3 separate regions of the Homo sapiens genome follow, and all the other regions are linked to region 1. A link is a contact called in ENCODE Hi-C or POLR2A ChIA-PET data. All regions are on one chromosome and are shown on one strand. Each heading gives the region's core, a stretch centred on a gene start or an enhancer-like site at or near the end of the contact. The rest is flanking DNA. Distances are from core to core; before and after follow the strand shown. Region 1 holds the start of SIGMAR1 (sigma non-opioid intracellular receptor 1). Region 2 holds the start of ATOSB (atos homolog B). Region 3 holds the start of DCAF12 (DDB1 and CUL4 associated factor 12).

Region 1 (4,146 bases), core at 457-2,956:
TCGCTTGGCCATGGACCCACTGTATGGAAGTCTGCACTCCCAAGCCTCACTCGAATCAAGCAGAAATTTAGCTAAACCTGGGCTGGGCTTGTAGCTAGGAAAGGGGTAGTTCCAGGACTTGTGAGGCTTTATCTGAAAAGTGTAGCTGTTCAACCACCATGCCTGCGATGCATACACCCAACCTCAAATATACTGGGAAGTCCAGTGCTCTATTTCTTAAGTAAATTGTTTCACTATTAAAAAAAAAAAAAAAAAAAAAAGGCAGGGGAGCGGCCGGGCGCGGTGGCTCACACCTGTAATCCCAGAACTTTGGGAGGCCGAGGCGGGTGGATCACGAGGTCAGGAGATCGAGACCATCCTGGCTGGTATGGTGAAACCCCGTCTCTACTAAAAATACAAAAAAAATTAGCCGGGCGTGGTGGCGGGCGCCTGTAGTCCCAGCTACTCGGGAGGCTGAGGCAGGAGAATGGCGTGAACCCGGGAAGCGGAGCTTGCAGTGAGCCGAGATCGCGCCACTGCACGCCAGCCTGGGCGACTGAGCAAGACTCCATCTCAAAAAACAAACAAATAAAAAGATAACTGTCTGTCTTGTCTTTTGGGGTATTGAGAGCATTTCTGATTACCCATTGTCTCCCCAACAGTTGTTGGAATACTGTCTGGGCAAAATTGTGCCTGGGCAGATAAAAATCAGACATGTTTAATAGGAAGTTGTTATGTTTTGTTTCCCCTTGACAGAGGAAAGCAAGAGTCCCTCAGCTCTGCCCCAACCAATCACCTGTGGCTTATGGGAGGGTGGAGGAAGGGAACCATGAGGAGGGCCCCCCCAACACACTCCTTTTCCATGCCATGCTCCCCGCAATTGTGGGCACCCCCCGCGTGAAGGGACCCACTTCTCTGACAGAGCCTTCTTACCCACCTGGGTAGAAGACCTCACTTTTGGTGGTGCCCTCTCTCCACTGGTGGAAGGTGCCAGAGATGATGGTATCCGAGATCTCAGCCCAGTAGCGCCCTGAGTGACAATCGCACATGACACTATCAGGGTATTCGCGCCATTGCATGGCCCAGCCAAACATCAGAAAGGAGGGCATGGGCCCCTTTACAACCCCAGCCTCCCAGTCTGGCCCGCCGCTAGCACTGACCCGAGTGGCCGCGGGAGCCCAAGGCGGTGCCGAAGAGCAGCACATACTCGGACAGCGAGGCGTGCAGAAGGCACATGGCGCCCATCCAGCCACCCGCATTCACGAACACCCACTGCAGCTCCTCGTCGGGCAGCACGTGGCCTGGGTGCAGCCGCCGCAGCTCCACGATCAGACGAGAGAAGGCCAGCTCGTGGTCCAGCCCTGGCGGAGGCAGAGGGGCGGCGGAGTCAGGGCTGGCACCGGTCCTAGGTCCGGGGATGGCGCCTTCGGAACCCTAGGCTCCGCTCCCAGGCCGGCCGCTCCCCTCCCTGCCCTCTGCCCGCTCACCAGCGTACTGCCGCGCCAACTGCGCTATCTCTTCGCGCTGGAAGACGAAGCTCTGCGTACCCAGCCAGAGCCAGACGACCTGGGTCAGCACCGCTGCGACAGCCAGGAGCAGCGCGGCCCACGCCCACCGCCGGCCCACGGCCCACTGCATCCCGGCGGGCGGCCTGGCACGGCGCAGCTCAGGAGGGAGCCGGGGCCTGAGGCTTTGCGCTCACGGCCTCGGAGCCCGCCGGCTGCCCACGAAGCGCTCCCCCGCCACCGCCGTGGTACGGCTCGCCCTGACCAATCGGAGCGGCCCGGGCACCTTGGCACCGCCCTTCGGTTGAACCATTTCCTCGGGGGGAGCACGGAGGAGTGGGGCGGTGCCGCGCAAGGGAGGCAAGGGGGCGGGGCCAAGTCGCCCAGCGGCAGATGTCAGGGTCTTCAGGCGAGGTCTGACCTAGCTAGCGCCACTCTACATACGGATAGGTGTGGGGATAGTGAGACCCAGAATGGACGGGCTCGCCCGAGCTCACTGGCTGGTGAAGCAGACGAGCCCGGAAGTGAAGCCTTCTGGGACTCAACGATTGTTAAGGCCCGCCTTTACCAGGACTGAAGCGGAGAGGAGGCAGTTCAAGCTGGGAGCCCCAGGGTGGGCATTCCAGAGGCGGTGACACCTGAGCAGTGTCTTTAAGAGCTCGCAGAAGGGGCATGCCAGCCCACAGGGACCAGCCCCTAGAGCAAAGGCCTCCGAGGAGAGACAGCTTGGGGTCTTCAGGGGCCTACAATTCCTTCTCTGTTCTGCGGCACAAAATGTGAGAGGAGGCCTTGTAAACCAGCTGAGGGTTATCAGCAAGGGAGGAAGGGGATTAGATTTTGCCACCGAGTGGCACAGGACTGTCGAGTGGAGGGGAGCAAGATGAGTCAGGGAGACCATGACTGTGGGCCAGGTAAGAGGGAAGGTCTGTGTCAGTGGAGATGGAAGAAAGAAATGAGCTTAACAACTCTGGAAATGGAGTTGGCAGGGCTTGATCTCTTCTTCCTGGAATACTCTTTCCCCCTTTATCCTATCCCCACTTTCCCCTTATTTGGCTAACATCCTTTGCATGTCTAGTGGGCAGTTGAGTGTCCAGGTCTCGAAGCTCAGCTCCAGTCTGGAGATAGAGCTGGGAGTTGTCATTCATTCAGATACTTTGTTGGCACTTGTATGTGCCAAGTTCTGTGGTGGCCATTAGGGATATGGCTAGAAACAATGGTCCTACTCCCCAGCTTAGAGATCTCACTGGAGAGTCTACAGAAAACCTCTAAGAATGGATGAAATCTCACAGGGAGAGAGAATAGAGTAAGATAAGGCTAAAGACAGAGCCCTGGAGAGCACCAACAGCAAAGGGTAGGCAGAGGAAGAAGAAAGCAAAAAGGAAAAGAAACAAAAGAGAAAAGAGGTAGCATTGTGCAGTGATTAAGAAATAAACTCTGGAGCTGGACTGCCTGAGTTCAAGGCCTGGCTCCTGCTACCTACTAGTTGTCTGATCTTGGGCAGTTTACTTAAAATCTCTGTAACTTAGTTTTCTTACCTGTAAAATGGAATGGAGATAAGTACCTACCTCATAGTACATATCTTCATTGTGATGAGATTAGATGGGTTAATATTTATAAAGCAGTTAGTGCCTCACATGGTGAGAATTTTATGTGATGGTTATATATATAAAACATAAAGGAACTGGAAAAAAGTAGCCTCATACATTTTTGACCTTAAAGAAAGAAACTGAGGCCGGGCGAGGTGGCTCATAACTGTAATCCCAACACTTTGGGAGGCTGAGGCAGACGGAACACTTGAGTCCAGGTATTCGAGACCAGCCTTGGCAACATGGTGAAACCCCATCTCTGCAAAAAGTACAAAAATTAGTCAGGAGTGGGGGCGCACACCTGTAGTCCCAGCTACTCAGGAGGCCGAAGTGGGAGGATCGCTTGAGCCTGGGAAGTGGAGGTTGCAGTTGAGCCAACAGAGGGAGACTCTGCCTCAAAAAAAAAAAAAAAAAAAAAAAAAAAAAGGGCCAGGCACAGTGGCACACACCTGTAGTCCCAGCACTTTGGGAGGCCAAGGTGGGCAGGCAGATTTCCTGAGCTCAGAAGTTCGAGACCACCCTGGGCAACATGGTGAAACCTCGTCTCTACTAAAATACAAAAAATTAGCCGGGCGTGGTGGCAGGTGCCTGTAGTCCCAGCTACTCGGGAGGCTGAAGCAGAAGAATCGCTTGAACCCAGAAGGTGGATGTTGCAATGAGCCAAGATCGTGCCACTGCACTCCAGCCTGGACAACAGAGGGAGACCCTGTCTCTAAAAAAAAAAGAAAAGAAAAAGGGGCCGGGCACTGTGGCTCACACCTGCAATCCCAGCACTTTGGGAGGCCGAGGCGGGTGGATCACCTGAGGTTGGGAATTTGAGACCAGCCTAACCAACATGGAGAAACCCTGTCTCTACTAAAAATACAAAATTAGCTGGGCGTGGTGGCGCATGCTTGTAATCCCAGCTACTCAGGAGGCTGAGGCAGGAGAATCACTTGAACCCAGGAGGCAGAGGTTGCGGTGAGCCGAGATCACGCCATTGCACTGCAGCCTCAGTGTGAAACAGCAAAACTCCGTCTCAAAAAAAACAAAACAGGCTGGGCGGGGTGGCTCACGCCTGTAATCCCAGCGCTTTG
Region 2 (4,365 bases), core at 712-3,211, 480 kb after region 1:
TGGGCTGAGTGAACAGCAATCCGGCGATCTGGATCCTATCTTCTGCCCTTTCACTGTGACATCTGGGGAATCACAGTCTCTTTAGCCATAAATTTCCAAACCTGTAAAATGAGGTGTTTGTATAAACAATGACTGCTGAGGGCCTCTGCAGCTCTACAATTCTAATGACTGTTGTTCACTCATCTCCATATCAGAGGATAGCTCCAGGCATTCGAATGCTCTGCTGCCTGTACCAAAGCAGAAAGGCTATATCCTCCAGTCTCAGCACAGCAAACTGATGCCCTTTCTCTTCATGCCCCACCCACTCACACAAACCGCCCCAGTCCTGAGGAAGCTGGAGAGTCTGCCCTAGGCCCGCCCTCTCTGAGAGACTGTCTGGGAAGCAGTGTTGCCATAGCAATCAGCTCCTCCTCAAAAGGCTTCAGCCTGCCCTTTTTTACCCCACCCTACCCCAGGGCTTTGTCTGTCCTCAGCAGACCCACCCCCCTCCCCAGCCAGTCTCTCAGCTCCTGGGTGGTTGTGTGAGGAGGCTGGCTTGGGGCCCCTTTTAGCAACACTGTCACACTCATTTAGCCACTGTGTGGAACTCAAGCCTTTCCCACCCTCTCCCAGCCAGCCCAGGGGCAAAAAGAACTCTAGCACTCCATCAAATCCCCTCAGGGAAGCAGAGGAGCCCTCAAGAGAACTAGGTCCTAGCCTGTTCTGATAGTGCTTCCAAGCCTGGAGTGTGGGGAGCCACTCCCTCTTCCTCCCCTAGCTGTGGCTGGAACCTCACAACCCTTACTGGGTTCAGCTTACAGTCGTGGCCCACCTCTCAAAACAGACAGAAGACCCTCAATACTCCTCACCACTTCCCCCCTCCCACAGAAGCCCTAGCGTTCCCTACCCAGAAGGATAAGGGTGGGGAAAATCTGTTTGTGGCAAGTGGTTAAATGTGGCTACCAGTCACTTGGGGATCTATGCGAGAGACCTGGGTGGTAGTGGTGGGGGTGGGGTCTGAGCCCTGCCGCTGGTTACCAGGGTCTCTGGTCATTGATAACAAAGTACCGGGCAGGGCACAGCTCCTAGATGGGCAAGGGCCAGGCCAGGCCCTGGGGCAAGGAAGGAAGTGGGAAATGAGCACACCCAGAGCATAAGGGCAGGGCGGGGGAGGGGGGAGACAGAGACCAAGGCCGGCTCTGGGAGGAACAGGAACTAGGATGGGGGGTTGACAGGAACCCAGCGGGGGAAGGGTCCCCCGGGACCTCAGCTTAGGGAAGAAACCCCAGTCTCAGCTGGACAGATCCAAAATAGACTGAGGAGACATTCACACAAGCCCTAGTGACAAGCAGGGTCTGACTCCTCTCTGAGTGCCCAGGCCAGAAGGCGGAGTTAAAAGCTGAGCAGACAGGAGTGCAATAGATTGGCCTCTTCACCCCACTAACCCCAACACCCTTGCTCTTAGAACCCAGAACACAAGTGTCTTCCTGTAGTTACTACAATGCCCTAAACTGTTACTTTGTCAAAGTACTGGGGGTTCTGTTCTCCTGCCTCAAGTTGGGCCTACAACCCCTTCCCCTAGATAGTGCCCGCAGACCCTCCGACACCGCTACACTCCTTCTCCATTAAACAGCCCCCCTTCCTTCAAAGCACCTCCATGTCCCCTGCCCCTCATGTACCTCCTCCAACCCCCCACATCAGACAGAGACAGCCCCCTCACAATGTACCTCGCAACCCCCCCACAACAAAGCGCTCCCGCCCTTCCCCCATAGAGGCCTCTGGAGAATGCACCTTGTTGCCCACACATTGAGTCCCCAACTGCTCCCGCGACTTCGTATCTTCCCTCAACACACAGCAGTCTCCAGATCGTCTGCAAAGCGCACCCCCATCCGCGTCCCTTCTTCCACGCTCACCCTGCCCCACACCTGTAGTTCCGTGGGTCCCGTTGCACTTGGGGACGTGGTAGTGGTTGGGGCAGTTACTGAGCAGCCCTAGCTGTAGCCTCCGCCTGCAAACCTCGCCCCTTCAGTCTGAGCCCCGCCCCCGCAACGCCCGGGCCCACCCTCTCCCTTGTCCCACCTTCCACCTTCTGTGGACTTGTCCCTTTCCTCGTTTAATTTCTCGAGCTCCTCCCCTGTAGCCCGGGCCCCGCCCCCTTCTGACCTCGCACCTCCTTCGCGTTTTCTTTGCATTTCCCCAGGATCCTCAGCTTTTCCCAGGCCCCACCCCCGATCCCCGCCTCCTCTCGGTCTCTCCGCCTTTCACCAGGACCCGCCCCCTCGGATTCCAGCCTGGCAGAAGTCGCGCCAAGACCCTTCCACCACGATCCCCCTCCCATCTCAGAGCCCCTCCTCCTTCCGCCCCTTCTCCCTCACGCCTCACCCGGGCGGTCGCACTCCAACCAGGATCCGCTGGCTCTGATTGGCGGTGGCGGCCCCAAAGGAGGAAGGAGGAGACAAAGTGATGGTCGCAGGTCGCCTGAGGTCCCACCCCGGCCACGTGCGGCTTCTGTGATGACAAGTCTAGAGGGGCGGGGCCTCGGCCGGCAGGCTGCTAGCCTGAGCGGAGCGGATCAGGGCAGAGGTGGGGAGATGGAGCCAGGGCCAAAGCCACCAGCCTGAGGGCTCTGAGCCGGGTTGGGGCTATCTCGCTGCTTTCGCACCGGTGTGAGCTGCCGCCGGAACTCTAACCTCTTTGTAGGGATGTCTGGGTGGGCGCGTGCATTTGCACTAATAGGGGAGGTCCGTAGGGATTGCAAGGTAGTGCAAGGAATCTCAGGGGTCTGTGAAAATGAGGGAATCTGGGCGGTGGGGTTCAGGTCTGCGAGGTTGAGCAGTTTCTGAAGCCTACGCTGTGCAGGCGGGTGTGGGTTCTGGGATGGGATGGACAGTAGGAGTCAGATCAGTACCTACTGAGGCAGGTCAGCGAGATCTGTGAATTTTACGAGATGAGTGTTGATATGGAGTTAGGAGGGCCTGCAATTGCTGGAGAAAAGTGAGGCCTTTCCCTTGTACAGGTGTCTAATGAACTGCATGACAGTTACATATGTTCTGCAGTTTAAGCGGCGCCCTCTCCAACCTCTCCCCAGGAGATACAATAAGGGAGGGCGACGCTTCCCAGACACCGGTAGATGGCAGCACAGGACACTTGCAGAACTGAGACAGCCCAGCTCAGCGCCGATCTGTGGCCTCTCCGAGGAGCGGACCGTTTGGGTCTGGATTTGATCAAGTTCTACAAAAGTCACATTCTTTTTTATTTTTTTTTGAGACGGCGTCTCGCTCTTTCGCCCAAACTGGAGTGCAGTGGTGCGATCTCGGCTCACTGCAACCTCCGCCTACTGGGTTCAAGCAATTCTCCTGCCTCAGCCTTCAGAGTAGCTGGGATTACAAGCGCGCGCCACCAGGCCGGGCTAATTTTCGTATTTTTGGTAGAGACAGGTTTCACCATGTTGGCCAGGCTGGTCTCAAATTCCTGACCTCAAGCGATCCGCCCGCCTCGGCTGCCCAAAGTGTTGGGATTACTGGCGTGAGCCACAGCACCCGGCCAAATCTCAGATTCTTTAGGCTCTGTGACTTTGTCAGTAGTTAACTTAAACTGGTTTACTCAACGTCAGTGGTGTGGAAGCGCAAAAAAAAGAAAGAAAAAAGTATTTTCTCTGGCCATAAGGAACTTATTATTTAGACAGTGATACAAATGCCTACATAATCCCAGAAGGGTAAACTAAGAAAGGTTTTGGGTAGTGGGAAAACCACAGAGTTTGAAGTCATCTAAACTTCTTCAACTTCAACTTCAAACTTCAACTTATGGGTTCAACTTATGAGTTTGTCTCATACCTTTGAGTATTTACTAGCTGTATAGATTTAGGTAAATTATTTGACTTTAAAAAATTAATTTTAGAACAATTTTAGATTTACAGAAAACTTGTAAAAATAGTGCAGAGAGTTTTCATATATACCCTACACCTAGTTTCTCCTATTATTAACATCTTTCCTTATATGGTTCATTTATTACAATTAATAAGCCAATATTGATACATTAACAATAACTAAAACCCACACTTTATTCTGATTTTCTTTTTGTTTTTTTGAGACGGAGTTGTCGCTCTTTCACCCAGGCTGGAGTGCAGTGGCAAGATCTCGGCTCACTGTAACCTCCACCTTCTGGTTTCAAGAGATTCTCCTGCCTCAGCCTCCCGAGTAGCTGGGATTACAGGCATGTGCCACCACGCCTGGCTAATTTTGTATTTTTAGTAGAGATAGGGTTTCTCCATGTTGGTCAGGCTGGTCTCGAACTCCCGACCTCAGGTGATCCACCCGCCTCGGCCTCTCAAAGTGTTGGAATTACAGGTGTGAGCCACCGCGCCCGGCCTATTCTGATTTTCTTAGT
Region 3 (4,728 bases), core at 297-2,796, 510 kb before region 1:
ATGCAACACTCGAGAGTAGCTGGTTTCATTCTGTAGCCTGACTTCCCGGTTCTTCAAGTAGTATACTAAGGATCTCTTCACAGGAGGAAGTCTTTTCCTTTTGTGAAGCGAGTGATCCCAGCCAAACTGTGGAAACAACATTAGAAATCAGGGCTTTGGCTACTCTTCTTCAGAACAGATCCTACTGTATTACAGAAATCACCAACTCATAACTCATACTGCAGAATTTACAAACAACACAAATACAAACACAAGAGAACAAGAATCTCAATCCAGAAAGTCGTTTAACTCTTCCAACATTAAAAAGATGTTGCTCACAGTCAAACTTACCAATGTGAATTACAAGGGCTGAAAGTCAAGGGAATGAATGCAGAATAGAACAGACTAAAAGGTTTACTAGACATTTTAGGAGTGAAAGATTGAAGGAAATGAGAGGTAGAGTGATTCCCATACCGACATGGGCTGCATCTCTACCCAGCCCCCTTCTCCCTCTCAGTCTGTACTCCCACTGGAGCACGGAAGATACAGTCCAAGGAGCCAGACCTGGCTCCCAGGTCTTCCAGGGATGCATCATCAATGACCGTTCCTCTGTCATCATGCCCGCGCTCCAGGCAGTTGCAGAATTCGAAAAATCAACCGCCAACGGGGTAGTAGGCCCCCGGGAAATCAGAGGCCATATCTATGTCCAAGAAGGCCTTCCCCTCCAAAGGGGGCGGCATAGAGATGATACCTGGGAACTGTTGTTTCTTTTGGGGTCCAAACGCCGAAAGGCCCAGCTCAGGGTTGGGTATACATATAGGGAGACTACTTCCTTCTTCCAGGAGGGACGCAATCATCCCAGCTTCCTAGGGCCCATGGAAGGTAGAGTTCACTCTACCAGAGTTTGTTTCCGATTCCCTTAACTTCGGTTTCCCCTTCCTCCAAAGCCAAGATTCTGGTTTCTTTTCAAGCCCTATCCACGAATGCAGGCCTCCCGCGGATTATGTCCCATTCCTGAGTTCCCCTTTGGCTCCTCACCGCCCTGGCCTATCTGCCCTCCAGTTAACGAGGGTCCAGTCCTGACCCTATAGGCCCTGAACCCATTCCTGTTTTGCCTCTGACTGCAGACCCTGGACCCCGATTCCCGTCGCAGGATCTGCGGACCCTAAGCCCATCTTGGTTCCTCAGCCTCACCACCCAGGTGCCGGCCTCTCAACCCTCACCTGCGGGCCCTGAGCGTCGCTCCCAGCTCCCGGCGAGGCGGGCGCTTTCCGCTTCCTGCTAACTACTTTCCGGGCCATAGTGGGCAGCGCCGCCGCGGCCCCGCAGCCACATGGGGCGGGGGAAGCGAAGGATAGCAGGACGGCGGGTCATATACTGGGCCCCGGGGCCGCGCACCTTAGTGCGCCCGGCCCGGAAAATGGCCCGGACCCGGAGCGGCAGCAGAAAAAAGATAGGCGGAAAGAAAGGAAAGAGAGAGGAAGGACTTGAGCCGGGAAAGGGAAGGGGAAGCGAGAATGAGCGGCTTTCCGACGGCAGAGCCTGCAAGGACGGCGAGCGGCTAGAACCAAAACACCCCCTCCCCCTTGCTCGCGCGCCGTCACCCTTGCGCAGCCGCACTTCGGATAGCGTCGCCACGGAAACACCGCCGGAACGAGATGGGCGGGATCTAGGGGTTGGAAGATAGTTCTCTGGTGTTTCCCGGCCGCCGCCAGGCCATTTTCAACGGTTGTTTGGCTACTGCTGGATGGAAGTGGACGAGCTGGGGCCAAGGGAATCTGGCTTCTGGCCGCCGACCTCCGACCCCAGCCCGCCTATCCGCAGGCACCCGGAAGTGAGGACCACCAGTGCTGCTGGGGGAAGGAATCCTCCCTAGTGCAGGCCTTAACCCGGTTACCTCCCATCTGGCACCAAACGTTTCCCTGAATCTGTCACAAACCGTGCCCTGGCTCCAAGGGCTGGACAGGGGGGTGGGGGGGTGGGGGGCAGGAACCGCTCCCACCCTCGAGGTGAAGTCCAGTCAGGAAGTCAGGGCAGTGTGGCCAGACTTTCCCACCACTGAGAACCTGCCCAGCACAACCAACCCAGGCCGCCCTACGAGTCTCTGGCTACCCTCTTCCCACCGCTGGGTAGCCCTGAGGCTCCATTCTCCGCTCTGTCTCCTCCTGATCCTTTCTCCTGTCCGAAATGCTTCAGCCCCTCAGTCAGTTTCAGCTCCTCAGTCACCTTCCCCTTACGGTGCAACTTCACCATTCCCTTTAGATTTCCATGACCTGCCATCTAAACCACATGGTCTTTTGTGCTTTATGAAGTAGTCATCACGCTGTAAACTTATCTGTAGCTGCCTGCCTCACTCTTGGATTCAGGTTGCGTCTCCATTAGGGCAGGTCGGGAATTCTGAACTACAGGAAAGAGAGTGGTCATTTTTGGCTTGCCAGTCCAGTTAGAGCTGGCATTGGCCTCCAAACAAGGGGGCTTCATCAGGATCACCCTTGCCAACATTTTTGGAAGATCCTGAAGGAATATGACTGCCAGCCTTCGCTTTCCTCAAGCAAACAAACCCTCTGAGGAAGCAGGATGCTCTTGCTTGGGGCTGATTGGCCTCAGGCTGTGGTGCCCAGTTACCTGCTGGTCACTTCAGGCTTCAGGCCTCAGGCCTCATACCTCCAAGGAGCTCTGTTGGACCATCTCAAGTTCTGTCAACAAGGAGATTTGGATTTGTTTTCCAAGCCGAATCAAAGACCAGATTGAAGCAGGGTCTCCTGCCATCCCAAGTCGGCACTACCACTAACCCCTAATGTCTTGCGAAAGGCAGCTCCATCTTATTTGGTCAGGCCTGTCCCTTTAGAGATATGCACATAGTGAGTGGGTCAGGAGTGGGTCAGCTTTCTTTTTTGAGTCTGTTCTAATTCTGTCTTGCCCCGCAATGCTCTGGATGACCCAAGAGCCCCTGGGCAAGAGTCTGGAATCCTTTGAGAATCTCTAGGCTCAGATTGGGCTGTCAGTGCCAAGAGGGGCACACTGGGCACTGCTGCAGTCTCTTTCTCAAAGTTCCTTTACTTCATCTTCACAACCTAGGAACCATCCCCAAATGTACCTTATAGCAGAGCTCGCGATTTCTTTTCTTTTTTTTTTTTTGAGATGGAGTCTCACTCTGTAGCCTAGGCTGGAGTGCAGTGGCACGATCTCGGCTCACTGCAACCTCTGCCTCCTGGGTTCAAGTGATTCTCCTACCTCAGCCTCCTGAGTAGCTCAGATTACAGGTGCTCGCCACGTTGCCCAGCTAATTTTTTTTTTTCTTTTTTGAGACGGAGTCTCGCTCTGTCGCCCAGGATGGAGTGCAGTGGTGCGATCTCGGCTCACTGCAGGCTCCGCCTCCTGGGTTCACGCCATTCTCCTGGCTCAGCTTCCCGAATAGCTGAGACTACAGGCGCCCGCCACCACGCCTGGCTAATTTTTTGTATTTTTAGTAGAGACGGGGTTTCACCATGTTAGCCAGGATGGTTGCCCACTAATTTTTGTATTTTTAGTAGAGACGGGGTTTCACCATGTTAGCCAGGATGGTTGCCCACTAATTTTTGTATTTTCAGTAGAGATGGGGTTTCGCCATGTTGGCCAGGCTGGTCTCAAAATCCTGACCTCAGGTGATCCGCCCACTTCGGCCTCCCAAAGTGCTAGGATTACAGGCATGAGCCACCACGGCTGGCCAAGAGCTCACCATTTCTATTCAAATAACAGAATGAAAGTCCATTTTGGAAATTTAATTGACAATTGCCTTTAAAAGACTGCAGGCCAGGTGCGGTGGCTCACGCCTGTAATCCCAGCACACTGGGAGGCCGAGTTGGGCCAATCACCTGAGGTCAGGAGTTCGAGACCAGCCTCCTGAGTAGCTGGGTTGCAGTGAGCTGAGATCATGCCACTGGACTCCAGCCAGGGTGACAGAGCAAGACCCTGTGTAAAAAATAAAATAATAAAATAATAATGATAACAATAATAAAGTAGTAGAGTGGCTGGGGGAAAAAGTACTCAGGGCATGTAACTACTCCAAGAATGGCATTCTTAGTGAGCCTCACTGCTGAAACTGCGTGCTATAATCTGAAAGCAGTTTTATCTAATAGCTGTTAAAACAACCTACTGTGACTCTCAGAAATAGTTTTACTTATTGCCTTCACTTACCAATCAAAACTTGCCAGCTCTCCAAAACCTTACTAGTGCCAGTGAACTTTCTTGAAGAGCAATACATAACACTTCCTTTTTACAAAACTTCCAACCTTCTCTTTGTTCTGCAGACATGGCAAAGACCACCCAGTCTGCGTGTGCCCTGAATTACAATTCCTGCTTCACAAAACATTTTAATTTTAGAGATTCATCTATATATTTTATTTCACCTTGACAAAACTGTGTGAATGAATTTTATAATATTGCATAAAAGATATCAGGCCAGGCGTGGTGGCTTACACCTGTAATCCCATCACTTTGGGATGCCAAGGCGGGTGGATCACCTTAGGTCAGGAGTTTGAGACCAGCCTGGCCAACATGGTGAAACCCCCTCTCTACTAAAAATACACAAATTAGCTGGGCATGGTGGTGCCCGCCAGTAGTCCCAGCTACTCAGGAGGCTGAGGCAGGAGAATCGCTTGAACCCAGGAGACCAAGGCTTCAGTAAGCCGAGATCGAGCCACTGCACTCCAGCCTGGGCAACAGAATGAGTTTCCGTTTCAAAAAAAGAAAAGAAAAGAAAAAAAAATC

Evidence for each region. A loop is a pair of places that touch in the nucleus more often than their neighbours do. ChIA-PET counts read pairs that join two places held with the same protein, here RNA polymerase II (POLR2A). Pooled maps may share reads with other maps.
Region 2: a map with no recorded cell type shows a loop between it and region 1 (19-fold over the local background). The contact joins the promoter of ATOSB here to the promoter of SIGMAR1 in region 1. A Hi-C loop is called at or near these places in 4 of 37 single-sample maps with no recorded cell type and 9 of 50 pooled maps. POLR2A ChIA-PET finds 5 or more read pairs at or near these places in 3 of 52 experiments (Panc1, WTC11 and activated naive CD4-positive, alpha-beta T cell).
Region 3: a pooled map shows a loop between it and region 1 (7-fold over the local background). The contact joins the promoter of DCAF12 here to the promoter of SIGMAR1 in region 1. A Hi-C loop is called at or near these places in 10 of 50 pooled maps. POLR2A ChIA-PET finds 5 or more read pairs at or near these places in 3 of 52 experiments (H1, Panc1 and activated naive CD8-positive, alpha-beta T cell).

What each region holds. Positions count from the first base shown.
Region 1 is chr9:34,636,081-34,640,226 of GRCh38, forward strand. SIGMAR1 (sigma non-opioid intracellular receptor 1) reads right to left here and starts at 1,707. Exons shown (of 4, transcript NM_005866.4): 1 at 1,467-1,707; 2 at 1,140-1,340; 3 at 917-1,009. The coding sequence starts at 1,617. RefSeq lists a silencer at 1,457-1,946.
Region 2 is chr9:35,113,901-35,118,265 of GRCh38, forward strand. It overlaps ATOSB (atos homolog B), which reads right to left and starts at 1,962. Exons shown (of 9, transcript NM_025182.4): 1 at 1,905-1,962. RefSeq lists an enhancer at 1-773 and a silencer at 2,107-2,166.
Region 3 is chr9:34,125,152-34,129,879 of GRCh38, forward strand. DCAF12 (DDB1 and CUL4 associated factor 12) reads right to left here and starts at 1,547. Exons shown (of 9, transcript NM_015397.4): 1 at 1,203-1,547; 2 at 1-126. The coding sequence starts at 1,280. RefSeq lists an enhancer at 1,096-1,797 and a silencer at 1,232-1,281.